Regions from separate parts of the Mus musculus genome. Here region 2 is linked to region 1. Evidence: chromatin contacts called from ENCODE Hi-C or POLR2A ChIA-PET data. All regions are on one chromosome and are shown on one strand. The core of a region is the stretch at or near the end of the contact, and the rest is flanking DNA. Distances in the headings are between cores, read along the strand shown.

Evidence for each region. A loop is a pair of places that touch in the nucleus more often than their neighbours do. ChIA-PET counts read pairs that join two places held with the same protein, here RNA polymerase II (POLR2A).
Region 2: a map of heart shows a loop between it and region 1 (2.0-fold over the local background). The contact joins the enhancer-like site here to the promoter of St6galnac3 in region 1. A Hi-C loop is called at or near these places in 4 of 37 maps with a recorded cell type or tissue (CH12.LX and heart). POLR2A ChIA-PET finds 5 or more read pairs at or near these places in 2 of 5 experiments (Patski and embryonic stem cell).

What each region holds. Positions count from the first base shown.
Region 1 is chr3:153,723,127-153,728,849 of GRCm38, reverse strand. St6galnac3 (ST6 (alpha-N-acetyl-neuraminyl-2,3-beta-galactosyl-1,3)-N-acetylgalactosaminide alpha-2,6-sialyltransferase 3) reads left to right here and starts at 3,717. Exons shown (of 5, transcript NM_011372.2): 1 at 3,717-3,805. The coding sequence starts at 3,788.
Region 2 is chr3:153,686,453-153,692,577 of GRCm38, reverse strand. All of the region lies in intron 1 of St6galnac3 (ST6 (alpha-N-acetyl-neuraminyl-2,3-beta-galactosyl-1,3)-N-acetylgalactosaminide alpha-2,6-sialyltransferase 3), which reads left to right. Among named protein-coding and RNA genes, the nearest start is that of St6galnac3, 36 kb to the left of the region's middle. Within about 2 kb of position 2,642, at least 1 of the 3 ENCODE cell types and tissues checked has a DNase peak (open chromatin) inside an H3K27ac peak, as active enhancers do; it is heart, where a contact is called at or near this core.

The sequences.
Region 1 (5,723 bases), core at 2,468-4,967:
CTAAGCTTTTCTTGGTGTTTGGCCCAGTTTAAAACAAAAATATCCTAGCTACATTTTTCTTCCTACCCACCTCCTACAAATCTGGCTGTACCTCCAATCCCTGGCAGATTCAGAACCTGTCTTTATTTCTAACCAAAAGCTTTTCTATGTAGTCCTTCCAAAGCAGCAGTTGTTAATCCTAGTTTATAAAATTCTGGTCTAGGTTTATCCTAGCATTTCTTGCTTTTGACTTTAGTAAGTGAACCACTACTCATTGCTATACTTGGTAATAACTTATGAATGCTGATTAAAAACTTAACATTTGGGGGCTAGGGAGATGGCATAGTTAGTCAAATGGTTACTCTGCAAGGACAGGGACCTGTGCTTGGAGCCTCAGAATCCACGTCAAAGGCCAGGCATGATGTTGTTTGTCTGGGAAAATAGAGACAAGGCATTGCTGGAACTTGCTGGCCAGATGGCCTCACTGAGTTGGTGAGAGATCCTGCCTCAAAAAATAAGGTGATTCTCAACCTGTGTTGAGTTGGGATCCCATTTGGGGGTTGCATATCAGATATCCTGCATATCAGATATTTGAAAAATTACAGTTATGAAGTAGTAATAAAATGATCTTATGATGGGGGGGTCGCCACAACATGAACTGTATTAAAAGGTGGCAGTGTTAGGAAATGTTGAGAATCCCTGATGTAAAATGATTGATAAAGACACCTAACATCAACATGTATGCACACATGAGTGTGTACACACATGCACATACACACGGAGAGAGACAAGTACCACTTTGGAAAGCATGGATGTGGGTGGTGGGCTCTTCAGTTGAGAAAGCCATGTCAGGGTAGGTGGGTGAAGAACCTTCATCGAGTCCTTACCATGTGTGTTAACTCTTCAGCAACGACACCCTCCTGAGACCCTCAAGGATGACCAGAGTCTCTCTCTGCTTCAGCTGTGATCTTTCTGTCTTCAGTGCAAATTTCGATTCTTTAAATAGCTTTTTATCATCTAAAAGCGGTCATCTTGCCGGGAATTGAGGTGAATGAACTCATATTTAAGTCTGCTAAGGCAGAGTTAAACACATAGCCTGTTGTACAAAGATTAGACAGAGGTCAAGAGGCTTGGTTAAGTTCACCAAGCAAGGAAGTGCTCATCAGATCACCAGAGTCCACTGGCCCTTCCCAAGTATAGTGCAACTTTCTGGAGAGAGAGAGAGAGAGAGAGAGAGAGAGAGAGAGAGAGAGAGAGAGAGAGAGAGAGAGAGAGAGAGAGAGAAGGAGGAGCAGAGGAGGAGAGGAAAGAGAGAGAAAGAGATGCTTAAACCATCTTTGCTTCCTCCTCTTCCTCCTCCTCTTCCTCCTCTACTTCTTCTTGGAAAGAGACACTTCTATATTTTTGAGATGATAATTGCAAAATTTATCTTTTCTCCTTCCTCCCTCCATACCTTCCTATATACTTCTCCCTGTTCTTCAAATTCATGACCTCTTTTTGAAACCTAATTGTTGTTACATGCATATATGTATATACATATATTCCTAAATATAGCCTATTTAACCCATACAATGGTACCTTGTGTGTATGCTGATGTTTCTTCATTGTTAGCAGCTTGCTCCCTGGTGGGGAAGGCCTCTACTGTGTTATGTGTCTCTTATCTTTTCCTCTTTACTGTGATTTAGGATCTTGTCCTGAGATCACAGATCACAGAAACCAATCTCTTATTGCTGACAGGTCCTATAGAAACTTAAAGATTTTTCCCTTCAGCTAATCAGATTAATAAAAACTGACATGAATGAATGAATGAATGAATGAATGAATGGATGAATGAATGAATGAATGTGGGGTCTAGGAGATAACAAGTGTGCAAAGACACTTGTCCCAAGCCTGACAACCCAAGCTTGGGGACAACCTTCGGGGCCACTTGGTAGAAGTTGTTCACCTGGTGACATGAGTGTCCTGCTGCAAAGAAATAAACAAGTGTGCTGAGTTTTCCTGGCCTGCTGTCCCACTTAAGGTTACTCTTGCTATGATGGAACACCATGCCTGAAAGCAACTTGAGGAGAGGACAGGAACCTGGGGGCAGGGGCTGATGCAGATGCCTTGAAGGGGTGTTGCTTACTAGCTTGCTCCTCATGGCTTGCTAGGTCTGCTTTCTTATAGAACCCAGGACCACCAGCCCGGGGTGGTCCCACCCACAATGGGCTGGCCCTCCACATAAATCACTAAATAAGAACATGCCCTACAGGTTTTCCTACAGCCTACTTCTTCTGGAGTCATTTGCTTTTCAGTTGAGTCTCCCGTCTCTCCAGCGAGTCTAGTTTGTGTCAAGTTGACATGAAACTAGCCAGTACACCTGCTAAGACCATTTATTAAAGCTGCAGTTTGAAGTATGCGATCTTTACCAAACCATACTTATAAAATACATGTGCCTTGAAGGCAGAGGGAGGGGTGGGAGGAAGTGGCAACAGAGAAGAGTTTAGTCACCCTGGAGACAGACAGAGCTTGCCTGGGAACAGGCAGTTTGAATAGGACTCTAGTCTTTTCAGTATCTTCCCTGTGATTTCTCCTGTTGAATGTCCTGAGCAATTCCTGTCTGTTGGTGTGGGAGCCATCTCATGACCCTCGGTCACTCTCAGATCACATGCTTTCCCTGATGCTGTGCAGGCCAGCTAATCTGCGAGGGAGATGACTTTAAGGTAGATGTTTTGGGGAGTAATTTAAAGACTTGTGTGACTTCTAGACAGCAGGAATTTGTGTATCTACAGACCTTTCCTCTCTCTGGGCATAACCTCTTCTTGTAGAAATGATTGTTCTCTTAGCAGGTCTGGTTTGGGACACACAGAGTCCATTAAGGACCCAGAGAGGACCAGGTTCCAGTTTGCCCATGTCACCTCTTGGGTAAATCTGCACTGCTCTTTAACACAGGACAGTTCATGGTGGAGGTCAGGACCTTCCTAGATGTCCAGACTTAAGAGGAAAAGCTAATATGTAACTTGGTTGTTGAAATTTTAACTGAGTTCTCTAAATTCCAAGATAGTAGTAGTGAGTAGCAAAGTCCTGTGCATCATACTCTGTACATAGGTGTACACACATGAACATTATCTTTATACATTGTGTACATAAGCATTTTACGAACTTGCAACAGAATACAACAGTCACAGCTGCATATGTTTATGTGCCCATATGCTACACATGCTGTGCACAATGTCACATTGTGTGAAGATTGTGGCTTCTTTTTTGAAGACCAAGAGTGTTCAATCTTTCAGCATCTCTAGTTGTTTGTGTTTTCAGGTTGACAGACGATCAATCATAACAAGAGACGCACACCACAGAATTCTGCAGTGCCCAAGGGCTAGCCCTGGGCACTTCCAGCTGCTTTCGAAGAATCCTGTGATGGGCCCCATGCCTGCATCGGAATGGTGCCAAACAAAGCTAACTTTTTGGAAAGTGGCACATCTGTGGGTTCTCTGATGGGCGAGTGCAGCTGGAAGGGCCACCTTCTGTCCTCAGGTTAAGCAGATCTGGGTCTGCTGCAAGCCGGGCTTTACATACCTCCATCTGCAGAAGGGTTTGGAAAAAAAGGTGAAGTAGTAGCAGCGGTGGAGTAGCAAGCAGTTGCGGGCTGCACGGAGGGCACGTGACTAGGGGCGGGGCCTCGTGTGGCGCCAGCCAGTGGCGGGGCTCGGGGGTGGGGCCTGAGCGCGCAGCTCCCGCGGCCCGGCTCGCTCTGCGGGAATGTGGGCTGGAGTGGTCCAGCTGCGGGGCCGAGGTGCAGCGAGCCACAGGGTCGATCCATAGCGCCATGGCCTGCATCCTCAAGGTAACAGCTCGGCGGTGGGCCGCATGCGAGCTCCGCCTGCTGGGTGCGCCGAGGCGTGGAGCCCGCCGCGGTCCCGCCGCATCCTCAGCCCGCCCGTCTCTTCCTGGCGTCGGCTTCCTTTTTGTTCCTTTGGCCAAGGCATCTGGGTGGGAGACTATGTAATGTGCGTTGGGCACAGACTCCTTGCCTGCACTGCTGCCGGCTGGCTCCTGTCTGGAAGGAGCTGGGCAGGGAGCGCGCGGCGGCGTGCCGAATGATGGGTATAGCAGGCGGAGCAGAGGGTGCTCCGAGACTTGGGTCAGGGCAGCCCGCGGCCTGTGGGGGGCCATGGGCTGAAAAGGAGTGGCCCAGCATGGGTGAGGGGCACAGCGTTTGAGAGGAGGAGGAGAGGGTGCAGAGAGCCCGCAGCCTTTGCTCCCGGGAACACATAAACTTCTAGGTCTACAGGTAGCCCTGTAGGGATGAGTTTTCTGGGGAACTAGCTCCAGGTGCCGGGACTTAAGTTGGAAAAGTTCATTAGATGGACATAGGTAGAATGTTGGACTTCCTTAGGCTCACATGTGAACAGACAGTATCTACCCAGAGTCCAGCCCTATTTTGCTGAGTTCTTTCAAGCCTTGGTACATTCCATGTTCTTAGTGACTCCTTAGCCACAGGCTTGAAGGCTTTGCGTGGACCTACTTGGTGAGGACCTTTTCTGGGAAGACTTGTTTCCAACTCACCGAGAAAGTTCACTCCCTAGCCTGTTCTGGTTTTTCCTCGCTGTCCTTATTCAGTTGCCCAGTCTGACTCCGTGGATCCAAACTTGAGCAGCATGAAGGTTTCCCATCCCGGAGAGAAAACTAAGGTGTTCGGTTTCCAGCCCCGAGAAGGTGCTGTGTGACCAAGGGCCACACAGAACAGTCTTGTGTGTCGTAGCACTTAATATAGTCTTGGGCTGCTGTTGAAGTTGTACCAGTCATCCTTCCCTCTCATGAAGCGAGGCAGCAGACCCTTATTGTGACTTTCCTGAGCTTGCCGTTTGTTTTGGAACACTTTCCACGCCTTTTCTTTTCTTTTTTTTTCCCCAAGGGTGGCAAAGTTAGGAGGAAATAATCCATTGGTATCACAGAATGCAACTTGAACTCACAGGAACTGGAACTAGGTCACCACATCGTCTCTATTTATTTGTGTCATTTGCTAAAAGGAAATCAAGGCGCCTGCCATGTCCTGTTGTTGGTCATGTCTTCCTCTATTGGTTTTTCCCCTGTCATGCATCTTCTGTCTGTGTGAGTGTGCTTGCTCTGGAGTGGTGCTGCTGATTGGACTTTTACAAATGCCAAGGTCCTGTCTGGTCACAGGGCTATATCCCCAGATCCCTCGAGGCATCTCTAGTGCAGATCCAAGGGCACACATAGATCTCACCTGTCATCCCTCACACAGAGGAGCCCCTCCTTACTTGCCTTCAAACCCTAACCATGAATCAAGATGAATAAAGATTAAGCAAATTCATCAGAATTCTGGCTCCGCCTCCGGTCACCTGTGTGGCCTTGGACAAGTTACACGACTCTGAATACTAAGTTGTTCAACATAAGATCAAAATAGTCACACAAAGTCTGTCAGGTTGCTACGGAGATGGGGCAAGAAGGACTTAGGGATACAGGTGTGTAAAGCCACTGCTTTCCTGATGTTTAGTAATGATGAGTTAGTTACATCATTCTGAACCCCCAGTCTTTCCATAGGATATAACTTTGGCTCCCTCGTAAGCCCTGAAGGGCCACAGTGCTTGTTTGCAACTCCACTTTTAAGGGAAAGAGTCTTGAGTTTCCTAAACTCCAAGTTAAGGACAGAGTGAACCTGGATTCCAGCCCCCCATCTTAAGCTGTCTTCACACTTTAAAACTGTTTTAGGGGTGACTCCGAGAGTCCTTATACTATTC
Region 2 (6,125 bases), core at 1,393-3,892, 35 kb after region 1:
CGAGGCATGGCATGGCTCAGAAGTGTAGGAAACTTGCTCCATTTGTAAGGTTAGAAGGCTTAGCGTGGACCAGACTGATCCCCAGACCTGACTGCCTAGAGAGTCCTGTCCAGTCTTTCCAACCAATGTCCACTCTAGAAAGCCCTGTCTAATGTTAGCCACTGTCCACTCTCTGGAGAGCCCTGTCCAGCGTTCCCAACCACTGCTCTCTGGAGAGCCGTGACTCGTGTCTGCTCTCTAGAGACACATGGTTGCTTTTTTTTTTTTTCCCTTGGAAAAATTTTGCTTTTGGTTATCTTTGTTATTCTTTAATTAGTAATCTAATTAGTTTAGTGTGAAGATGTTTGTGTGCTTCTTAGGGGTCAGAGGACAAACTTGTGGGAGTCAGCTCTCTCCTGCCACCATGCCGGTCTCAGAGATCAAACTCAGGTCATCAGGCCTGGTGGCAAGTGTCTCTACCCCTTGAGTCACCTCACTGACTTTTCCTTGTTATTGTTTATATACAGTGGCCAGCATAATGCACAACTTATATGACATAGTTTTATGTGGCGCTTGTAGGGATTTGCGGGCCCTTTGAAGCCCCACTGAGGCCAACCAGGTGGGATCCTAGCTCTGTGTTGTCAAGTTTGTGGGGTTTCACAGACCGTTTGAAGCTCCTCTGAGGTCCACCAGTTGGGATCGTGTTTCTGGGATGTAACCCCTTTCTGGGTTAATTGTATCCTGATGTATATCAAGGCTTCCCCATTGTAATTGGAGGTAGAAACTGACCTTGTGCTGCGACAGCTGAGCTCAGCTGAGGTTGGCCTGCTGATGGCTGCTGCCTTGTAAGACAGATAAGAGAGAAGCAAGTGACTCTGTAGGGTTGCTCAAGATAAAAAACATGTCTGTGCCAAAAGCACTGCCTTTGTGCTGGTGGTTTCCTGACGTTTGGTGGGAAGGGGGAAGGGGAGGGTCTAAAATGCTTTATGACAAATTTAAATCCCTCAGTTGAAACAAACTAGAATGAAGGGAAGGGATCCCTCTGTGATGGATAAGCTCAGTTCATTAGATACTTGCACACGTCCCTGTCATCTTGGAAAAGGCAATACAAGCACAGTGAGTTGTGTGTGTGCACGAGTGTGTATGTGTGTGCACATATATGTATGAATATATGTGTGTGGTATGTGTGTTTGAGTATATATGTATGTTGTATGAGTACAGGTATATGCGTATAGTGTATATGTGCACATATGTTTATATGTGTGTGTATACATACGTATATATATACACACATATGTATATATACACATATATATGTGTGCATGATTATATTTGTACATATGTGTATATATATGTGTGTGTGGGATGGTGTGTGCATTTGTATGTGTTGTATGAATGTATATTCATGGGTATATATGTCTGTGTAATGTATGTATATATGTTTGTACATATATGTATATGGTGTGTATATATGTATTGTGTGAGTGTATGTGAGTATATATGCATATATGTATATACAGATGGTGCATGTGTGTGTGTGTGCATGGATGTGTGTTTGTCTGAATTCAATGAAAATTTTGCATCTGAAATCCAAGAGCATTCCCTCTGGAACACCTTGCTTGAATCAGCCTGGCAGCTAATCAGAAAGCTACCAGGCTAGGCCTCTGCTTTCATATTATTTAATTAGATGAGTTATAGTTTCTCTGACAGATCTGGTGCAGCCTTTGTGTTCCTGGGAGGAGCGGTGTATAACTTGTGGTCCCAGAGAACAGTGCACCCTGGCTTCACTTGCAGCTTAGCAGCTCTGGCTTCCATCAACATAAACAGGAGTTGCTGATGGCAGAAGAGGAGGCCCCTTTGGTGTGTGCTGATGCTCCTTCTAGTCACAGTAAGGAGGAGGAGCCCCCTGCTCCCTCCCTGTGCTCAGGAGTAACTGGAGACTTCTTCAAGTAGAAGGGCATCATGTTTCCTTGAAGAAAACCAAAGCCTGCAGTAAACTGAGCTGAGAAGGGCTAGGACCTTGCTGCTGAGCTGAGAAGGGCGAGGACCTTGCTGCTGGTTATAAAGAGCTATGGCAGAAGCAGCTGAAGGGATTCATCGTCCCCAGAGCTGCTGGACATTACTCTAGAATGTATGGAGCACATACAGAACTTACAGAACATTTCTGAGTATAGAGAAATAGCCAAGTTCTGTTTTCCCAGAATCTCTTATGTCCCCTGTCCATTTGGCTGTGTCCTTATCCACTCTGTCGTATCTTGAGGTGCTTCCTCTGACCTAGTGGGTCAGTTCTCAGGCCAACCTGACTTGCTTGCTCCCAGCACCCTCTGCCTGCTAGGGTACTGTGCAGAGCCAGGGCTTGCAGGCATACTTGCAGAGGGGCCATCCCTCGTGAGTCACGTAGGAGCTGCTGGAGAAAGCAGATAAGTGGCAGCTACTCTGTGAGTTGGGTTGTGGAGTCGGAATGCGCAGGGGAGGGCTGAGGAGTTGATCTTTCCAGCATAGGTTTAGGAAGGGATCGTGTTGACTGCACTTCTACTATTTCCCCTGCTAACAAATTATTAAGGTAAATTTCCACTGGGGGAAATGGACAGTAACTGAGCATGTCCCACATCACACGTTCTTTTTGAAAGTTCTGCGGAAGTCTGGGCAGTGAGCCGAGAACGTTCATGCACATTTAATTTGTTCCCCTGTCGGTTGGAGGTCTGGGTGGAACCTCTCTGGATTGACCACGCCTCACTCTCTGTTTTTTTTTTTTTTTTTTTTTCTGCCTTCTAGGAGGTTAATCTAATTCCTTTTCATTTTCTCCATTTCTCTTTTATATGCTTCGTGTCCCTCTGCTCCCTGGAATGGTGTCCTCAGAAAAGAGAGAGATTATTCATTCTGTCTTATGCACCTTAGTATGAAGGACACTGTGAAACGTAGCTGTTGATACTCCCTGGGGAGTTATTGCTGTCTGTGAACGAGAAGACCTGGCCTTCTCTGCATGGAGGCAGAAACCAGCACTCACATGAACGTCAGCATGGAGCCCTGTGTGCCGCTTCATTGTGCATCACTGTGAGCCTGAGCACAGAACAGCGGATGCAGAAGCACCATAAGTACCACTGTCCTGGGAGAGATGGGGTCTTGCGGATTCAGCTTGCTACTTACTCATGCTCTCTGGCTTTGGGGGTGCCAGCTCACTGGGCTTTTTAAAATGAGAAAGCTGTGTTAGATGGTCTTTAGTTGCTGTGTACAATTGAGAGTCCAAGGGTCAAGTTGAGCCCTATGGAAACAGGCTGTGTAGACAGAAGATAGATACCTAGCAGTGGGTGACCTTAGAGTACCAAGGCTGCCCCAGAAAGGTCTTTCAGAGCCTAGCAGACAAAGAAAAATTAAAGGTTGTATACATTTAGAGTGGATGCTAGACTTTTCCCACTGGAGATTGTATGCCTTGTCTGGGGCTATACTGTGATGAGAAATATTCAAAGTTTGTGTGGGTGAACCCAAGCCACAGGTAGAGGTGAATTATCTTATCCATGAGGAGTAAAGATGCCTGTTCAACTCTAGGCAGGTATGGAGGAGAAGATACCAGTGTTCTTAGGCCTGGCCAGCCAGTTTTCAGACCAACAGAGAGGATCAGTCTCTGGGGGGCACTGATCGAGTGTAGGGAAATGGTGAAACACTGCCCAGGGTCCTGATGAACCAGGGAGGCAATCCTAGATCAGTGGTTCTCAACCTGTGGTGGCTTGAGCAGTCTTGTCACAGGGGTCACTAAGACCACCTGTATATCAGATATTTACATTACGATTCATAACAGTAGCAAAATTACAGCTGTGAAGTGGCAACAGAACTAATTGTGTGGTTGGGGGGTCAGCACAACACTAGGAACTGTTAAAGGGTCACAGCATTAGGAAGGCTGAGAAGCACTGTCCTAGGCTGGGCTGTCTGTGAGGTTTTCAGTTCTCACTATGCATTGCCACCTGGGTTTTTGACTTAACATTTATTAGTAAGTCTAAATTTTACTCACACTTGCTTTTTGAATGACGTGTGTGCGTGTGTATGTGTGTGCGTGTGTCTGTGTGTGTCTGTGTGTCTGTGTATAAATGGGAGAGCACTGACATTCCGTGTCTAGATTACTTGAGGTGTAGCAAGCATGGACTGCAAACTTGAGCAGTCCTGTTGGAGGAGGTGAACGTAGCCTCACCCAAAGTACTGCTCGTGCCTCACTGACTTATGCTTCTGTTGAATATGGCGCTTGGGGCGATCTTGCCAGTCTCATTACATCTTCAGGGCCAGGGCACATAGAGATTCCAGATGACACTATTATGAGGCCTTATTTGCTAACCAGAACTCTGTGGTAGAACAAAAATAATGAGCTATTTCCAAGATTCTTGGAGAAAATGAAGGGCCCAGACTATGACCTGGATGGTTTTGATTCTGACCTGAGATGATGCGGTGACCTCATCGAGTGACCCCTTTGGCCAGGGGTGATCTGACTTCAGTTCCTGGCTTTCGTCTGTGGCCACTTGTAATTCAGTGACAGCTCTCTTGATCACCATTGTTGTGGTGATTTCTGAGGGACATTCTGAGACAAGAAACTCCCTTGTTTGTGGATGTTAGCTTTGGAAATGACAAGAAAGCCTCTGTTGCAAAACAGTACACACTGTCTAACGCGAGGTGGGTGGAAAGTAAAATACTGCCCTGAAGGAGGATACACTGTCTAACGCGAGGTGGGTGGAAAGTAAAAATACTGCCCTGAAGGAGGATACACTGTCTAACGTGAGGTGGGTGGAAAGTAAAATACTGCCCTGAAGGAGGATACACTGTCTAACGCGAGGTGGGTGGAAAGTAAAATACTGCCCTGAAGGAGGATACACTGTCTAACGTGAGGTGGGTGGAAAGTAAAATACTGCCCTGAAGGAGGATACACTGTCTAACGTGAGGTGGGTGGAAAGTAAAATACTGCCCTGAAGGAGGATACACTGTCTAACGTGAGGTGGGTGGAAAGTAAAAATACTGCCCTGAAGGAGGATACACTGTCTAACGTGAGGTGGGTGGAAAGTAAAAATACTGCCCTGAAGGAGGATACACTGTCTAACGTGAGGTGGGTGGAAAGTAAAATACTGCCCTGAAGGAGGATACACTGTCTAACGTGAGGTGGGTGGAAAATAAAATACTGCCCTGAAGGAGGATACACTGTCTAACGTGAGGTGGGTGGAAAATAAAAATACTGCCCTGAAGGAGGATACACTGTCTAACGCGAGGTGGGTGGAAAGTAAAATACTGCCCTGAAGGAGGATACACTGTCTAACGTGAGGTGGGTGGAAAGTAAAAATACTGCCCTGAAGGAGGATACACTGTCTAACGTGAGGTGGGTGGAAAGTAAAAATACTGCCCTGAAGGAGGATACACTGTCTAACGTGAGGTGGGTGGAAAGTAAAATACTGCCCTGAAGGAGGATACACTGTCTAACGTGAGGTGGGTGGAAAGTAAAAATACTGCCCTGAAGGAGGATACACTGTCTAACGCGAGGTGGGTGGAAAGTAAAAATACTGCCCTGAAGGAGGATACACTGTCTAACGCGAGGTGGGTGGAAAATAAAAATACTGCCCTGAAGGAGGATACACTGTCTAACGTGAGGTGGGTGGAAAGTAAAAATACTGCCCTGAAGGAGGATACACTGTCTAACGTGAGGTGGGTGGAAAGTAAAATACTGCCCTGAAGGAGGAGGAAGTGTGAGCACTAATATTCGTTAGCGTGAGAGATCCCAGCGTGGCCTCCGTGGCTTTCATGGCTTCCGTGGCTTCTGTGGCTTTTGTGGCATTGGGTTCTAGACTTCTATACTGTGGCAATTTCATTAGGTAGAGTAAGAGGTCCCACAGTGGCTTCTGTGGCTTTATCAGGTTCCGTACTTGCATACTGTGGCAGTTACACAGATTGAAAGTTATGACTTGTGTGTTCTGTTACCAATTTCTTTCCCAGAACAGGGATGGCATGTCCTTCACCAGGCCCAGGGGGTGTGGTCTGGGAAGGCTTTTTGCCTTCTCTCTCATTTTAGGTCCTACATGAATCCAAAGCAGACATTTTACTCAAATGTAGAGCACATATTTAAGTCCCTTATTTCTTTTATGGGCTTAGACTTGTACAGCTGAAGAAGAAGCTCTTAG